Regions from separate parts of the Homo sapiens genome. Here region 1 is linked to region 2. Evidence: chromatin contacts called from ENCODE Hi-C or POLR2A ChIA-PET data. All regions are on one chromosome and are shown on one strand. Each heading gives the region's core, a stretch centred on a gene start or an enhancer-like site at or near the end of the contact. The rest is flanking DNA. Distances are from core to core; before and after follow the strand shown. Region 1 overlaps ZMIZ1 (zinc finger MIZ-type containing 1). Region 2 overlaps ZMIZ1-AS1 (ZMIZ1 antisense RNA 1).

Region 1 (2,700 bases), core at 120-2,619, 200 kb after region 2:
GGGGTCACGAGGCTTACTACTGCCGTCTTGTAGTTCCTCCTGGGACATGGGGTCCTGGCCTCCCACCAGGCTGACGCTGACTTCTGTCTTCCACCCTGCTTGTCTTAGGGCCACAGACTTTAGGCCCTTGGCAGTTTCCAATTGAGTCCCTCCCGGGCTTTCCTCCCTGCAGGCAGAGCATCAAGCTGGGTCTGTACGTGGCCCCGCCAGGGCCTGTTTGATTGGGGTAATCTGGACAAGTCATCAGTGGCCTGCGCTGGCAGCCAGGGTGTGGCTAAAGTCAGTTCCTGCCTAAGCTGGGCTGACCCACCTTCTCACCACTCAGGAGCTCCCGGAGCCAGGAGGGACTGCTGTGAGTTTGCCTTCATGAGGAGGCCCTTGGGCTGCCTTTGGTACAGGCAGGAGACCTGGATCCCTGCTCTGTCCCTATCTCTGTCCCTGTCCCTGGGGTAATCTCGAGCAAGGCTGGGCCCCAGGCAGGCCCACACCCCCTCCCATCTGTGTTCATCCCCAGCACTAAGCCAAGAGGCTTTTGTCCCTGGTGGGCTGTCGGCCAGCTGGAAGAGTCCTCCTTGCTCTCTGGCCTATTTGCTTTCTGAGTCCCTCTGCCCTGGGAGAGCATGAATGGGCAGGAGAGGGGACTGGAGAGGGCTGAGGGCCTCTGTTCAGATCTCTGCCCTCACTGGGTCGGGCTGCCAACCTCTGCACTCCCACCATACCCCCAACCTGTGGACAGGTGAGCCTCCAGTTCCTGAGGCCACAGGGAATGGGCTGGATTCACCTGGAGGCCATGGGTAGCCTTGCAGCCCCTGGGCCAAGCTCCCCTCCCACCCAGACTCCTCCAGACACTTCAGGGGTTCAGGCATGCCAAGTCAGGGTGGGGTGAAGGGGTCTTTCTCTAGGCGCTGTGCCTGTGGTTGACATCACGTTGTCCTCATGTGGGGCTGCGTGGCCCCGTGGGGTGGCACGCCTTCTGCAAGAGCTCGCCCTCCAGGAAGTTCTGCATTCGAAGCCTGAACTTGGCCTTGGTTCACTCTTCCTCTCATCCTGGTCTCTTGGGCATGACTTCTCCCAGGGGACACTGCTGTCTGCTGACTTGGAAAGGCAGGGATTCAATCAGGGGCCCCCGCTCAGCTGTGTCTGAAGTGTGCCCTCCTGGGAAGAAAACCCAGCAGCACTTTTGTCGAGGCCTCACACTGGAAAATGAACGGTGGGAGGCCTAGAGGTAAGAGGCCAAAGGCCACTAAGCAGGCCAGCGTGGCCTGCCCACTCCAGCCCCCAGAAAGCATTGGTGCTTCTGAGGAGGCTTGCTCGGCCCTCCCTCTCCCCTGGGCTGGGTGGGGCCAGTGGGACAGGAAGCCAGGGCGGGGCTGGAGGATGGGGCTCAGGGTGGCCTGGGCCTGAGCCAGGGATGAGGCGAAACCCAACCCTGGCCTGGCCCCGGGCCGCAGCCGTGCAGGTCACTAGGCCTCGGCGAGTGGCCACCCGCCCACCCAACAGGAAGCCCTGCCCAGACACCACCTTTGCCCCACCCCGTATTCTCTACGGCTGGCACTTCTCCTATTTCCCATGAGAGCTGCTGCCAGGAATCCTGCCCTCTTGAGAAAGGAAGCCCGACCTCGGGCCGCCCTGCCTCTGGCCTGCGCTGACCCCCTCCCTGGGCCTCCCCGTGGTGGCAGCTCTGGGCCCACGCCCGTCCTGCACCCCCCACACATGCTAATGACTTATCTCCTCTCAGACAAAGCCTGTGACCCTTGGGGACCTAGCAGGAGAAACCTCACAGTGGGACTAGGCCTGGGAGCCAGGAGGCTGGGGCTCTTGGTCTGGGATCCTCCACCAACCTGCTGGTGCACCTGGGCAAGTCACTCAGCCACTCTGGGTCTCATCTGTAGAAAAACAGGGAGAGGCAGACGCTCTGCCCAGCAATGAGCATCCCATGGGATAAAGGGTTTGGGGTGGGTTGAATGTGTGCCCTGTGAAGACAGCCAGGCTTGGGGGGTGATAACACAAAACCTCCCCATCCACCCCTGTCTGCCTGGAAAGGAGCCCCTTCTCTCATCTCCCAGAAGCCGGGCGACGGAGCATGCCTCCGTCTCTCAGCTCTGCTCAGGGAGCTGGGCCAGAAGCAGGGATGGGGCTGTGCTGAGGGGCAGGCTGTCCCACCACCCTCCCAACCCCATCCTCTTCCTCCCTCCTGGTGGGTGCTCTCTGACCCATGACCCACCTCCCCAAGTAAGCCCAAGCCCACCTCAGTATCAGCAGGGGTAGCAGCTTAGGGAATCAACTGTGTCTTAAAGGGGGCCAAGCAGAGGGGTCAGGGCACCACGGGGAAAGACCAGAGTCGTTGTGACATTGGATGGGTTAAGACAGATCCGGGGGCCACCTTGAGCTCCTGGGCGAGCTGAAAGCTTGTCAGCAGCAGGGAAGACCAGGCACCTGAGCAGCCAAGCCCCTGCCATGGGGTGGCCACAGCTCAGACTCTGGTGGCCTTGGACACATTGCTGCTCTGAGCCTCAGTGTCTGCATCTGGCAAGTGGACCTTTCAGAGCCAGTGTCTTAGGGTGCTGTGAGAAGTCCTTAAGATTTGGGGACACAGTGCTGGGCCCCCTGCGGCCCTTCCCTTTGAATCAGCCTTTTCCCTGTGAGGGAAACATTACAGGTCAGGATTAGGACTAGATTTCGTAGGCAGTGGGGAGCCAC
Region 2 (2,700 bases), core at 119-2,618:
TCTGCCCCTCAAATTCCCATGCCACACAGTGGAATCAGAGAAAGTGTTCTAGAGAGGTGACATTTGAGTTGGAGTCAGTTAATCCTCTGGATTCATGAAACAACTTTCACATTCACTACAGCATGATATTGCTGAGGAGATGCCGGTGTTTATTTGAATAGCTGGTCACCAGACTGAGAACACTTTCAGGGCAGGGATCATGAACTATTTATCACTGTATCCTAGCAACTGACACAAGGTCTGGCCCAGAGCAAGTACTCACCTAGATGATCATGGGGATGGATGGATGGATGGATGGATGGATGGATGGATGGACGGATGGACGGACGGATGGATAGATGGCTTGATTGGAGGATAGATAAATTAATAGAGGGATGGATGAGGTTGGAAGGATGGAAGAAGAAGGAATGGATGAATTATTCATGTCAATAAGCACAAAACTATTCACCACTGACAGAGTATATTGAATGCCCTCTCTACTCTAATCTCAACACATTCAGCCAGTGACTTGAGAAGCTTCTCCTGATTGCATCCTCTACAATTTTTTGTTCTAGGTTGAAAAAGACCTGGCAGGTCCCTCTGGACAAGGGACAGAAAATGTGTCAGATGGGGTGGGAAAAGGACCCCCACCCAGAGTTGCTGAGCTCACATCCTGGAAACCCATGGCTGCACTCTAGGAAGAAGCAGGGCCTGCCCCATCCCCTGAGATGAGCTACGCAGGGAGGAGCCCACAGTTCCATCTTTCCATTAGCTAAGAACTCTTCCACGCCTGACCTCTCCCAGCCCCAAATTCTACTGCCCAAGATAATTGGAGCTGGGCCGGAGCCCAATGCTGCTTCAGCCCCAAAACCAAAACCACACTGGCTTGAGTAAGAGAGGCCTTCGGCTGAGCATCCAGGAGAGCCTGGGGCAAGAAACTTGACCAACACTTGGAGACAGCTGGAGGCAGCCGGGCCACCATCAGGGGGCAGGTTCTGAGAACCAGGGTTCTGAACGTGGGGCAGTGAGTGTGAGTCCTTCTCCAGGAGCACACAGGCTCTTCCTGAGGAGAGGCAGTGGTCCTGGCTTCTCGTTGGGTTCTACCCCACCCCTCAGCTTCTCTACCCACCCTGCAGCCTCACATCTGCAAGTGAGGCCCTGCCAAGTAAACAGCTGCAGCCCACGCTCCAAGGCTCCCCAATCCCCAGCACTACCCACAACAGCCAAAGCCACATCCCATCCGTCCCCCAACATGGGCCCGAGGGAGGGGAAATGCTCATTAATCACAGGGAGACAGCTTCCGGGCAGCCTCGAAGACAGGCCGAGGAGACCGGAGCTGGGAGGAAGCTCCCCACAAGGTCTCAAGGGAGGTCAGGGCTCCCACTCTGACCCAACACAGAATTTATCATCAGCCAGTGGCTTGCCTTCCAGGGCCTGGGGGAGTCCTTGAGAGTCAGCCAGCCCTGGCTGTGGGCCTGGGCATCCGGAGAGAAGAGCTGATGTGTCCCTCTGCCATCACACCTGCAAACTGGGAGAAGAGCTCGGGCACTACCTGTATGCACCACCTAGAGTAAGTCTTCACACTGTGGGGAGGATTCACACTGATGCCCACGCCCTTGCCCTCCATCCCTAGACCCACAGAAGAGAGAGTCAGCTGTGGTCTTTGGCCCAATCTGAGTCACTGGCAGATGGGTGTTATTGAGCTAGTGTGGTGTTTTTAAAAGTGATGCATTTGAATGTCTTTGGGTAGGATGTGCAGTCTTTAGCAAGACACACCCATCCCCACCCTCATTCCTATTCATGCCTTACCTGAAACCCACTCCTTCTTATACTTGTCACCTGCATGGTCTCTTGGGTCAGTCAGGATGGACTAGGTTTTGCTGCAGGAACAGCCAGCCCTCAAATCTCAGCGGCTTAACAAAGCAAATGTCAATTTCTCATTCACGGTACAGGTCAGATCTAGGCTGGCAGGGTCTCTGCGGCATGTGGGCTGCCAGAGGCTCCGTCCCACTGCGTGCTTCCATAATCCTCAAGGCAGGGGAAGAAACATGGCAAGTAATACTCTGCCCCTAGAGCCTCCACTCAGCAGTAACCCTCTTTGATTCTGCTGTCCTTTCATTGGCCAGAACAAATCACATGCCACACCCCTCAGAAGGGGCAGGGAATGGTGATCCCACCATGTGCCCAGAAGAAGAGAGAGCCAATTGGAATATTTGACCAGCCCTAATGTCGACCACGCCCAGGGAGGCAACACCTTGCAGCCCCTGGTAGACTGAGTGAGGCTCAGCCCTGAAAACTGCAGACACACAACGGCGGCCAGAGCAGCTTCAAACCCTCCCACGGACACTCCCTGAGCACTGTGCCAGGCCCTGGGAGCAGGCAGTGAGGAGCAGAGCCCAAACCTCATGCTCTAGGAGGAAAACACATCACAACACACGACACCCTCAGCTGAGTTGTGTCCGAGGGGCTGTTAGATGATTACGTCCTGTGGTGGGGCAGGGAAAACCACCATCTCCGCCATGCTTTCCCTGACCCCCTCGGCAGAGCAGACGGCATTTAGGATGAGCTTGAAGGAAATATAAGTGTCTGTCAAGTGGGTGGGTTGGGGGATGGCCTTAGGAGAAGCTAGTCAGGGGTCTAGCGAAGAGGGGTCTGGGAAGGATGCATGGTGTGGAGCGGCCCGTGTGGAGGAGGACAAGAGGAACAAGAAGGTGAGCTGGA

What was found. Hi-C counts contacts between places; a loop is a spot of excess contacts on that map. ChIA-PET counts read pairs that join two places held with the same protein, here RNA polymerase II (POLR2A). Pooled maps may share reads with other maps.
Region 1: a pooled map shows a loop between it and region 2 (1.9-fold over the local background). The contact joins two enhancer-like sites. A Hi-C loop is called at or near these places in 1 of 168 maps with a recorded cell type or tissue (thyroid gland) and 1 of 50 pooled maps. POLR2A ChIA-PET finds 5 or more read pairs at or near these places in 2 of 52 experiments (HepG2 and OCI-LY7).

The regions. Positions count from the first base shown.
Region 1 is chr10:79,148,727-79,151,426 of GRCh38, forward strand. All of the region lies in intron 3 of ZMIZ1 (zinc finger MIZ-type containing 1), which reads left to right. Among named protein-coding and RNA genes, the nearest start is that of ZMIZ1, 81 kb to the left of the region's middle. RefSeq lists silencers at 1,277-1,336, 1,397-1,476. Within about 2 kb of position 1,370, at least 37 of the 41 ENCODE cell types and tissues checked have a DNase peak (open chromatin) inside an H3K27ac peak, as active enhancers do.
Region 2 is chr10:78,952,048-78,954,747 of GRCh38, forward strand. All of the region lies in intron 8 of ZMIZ1-AS1 (ZMIZ1 antisense RNA 1), which reads right to left. Among named protein-coding and RNA genes, the nearest start is that of ZMIZ1-AS1, 110 kb to the right of the region's middle. Within about 2 kb of position 1,369, at least 7 of the 41 ENCODE cell types and tissues checked have a DNase peak (open chromatin) inside an H3K27ac peak, as active enhancers do.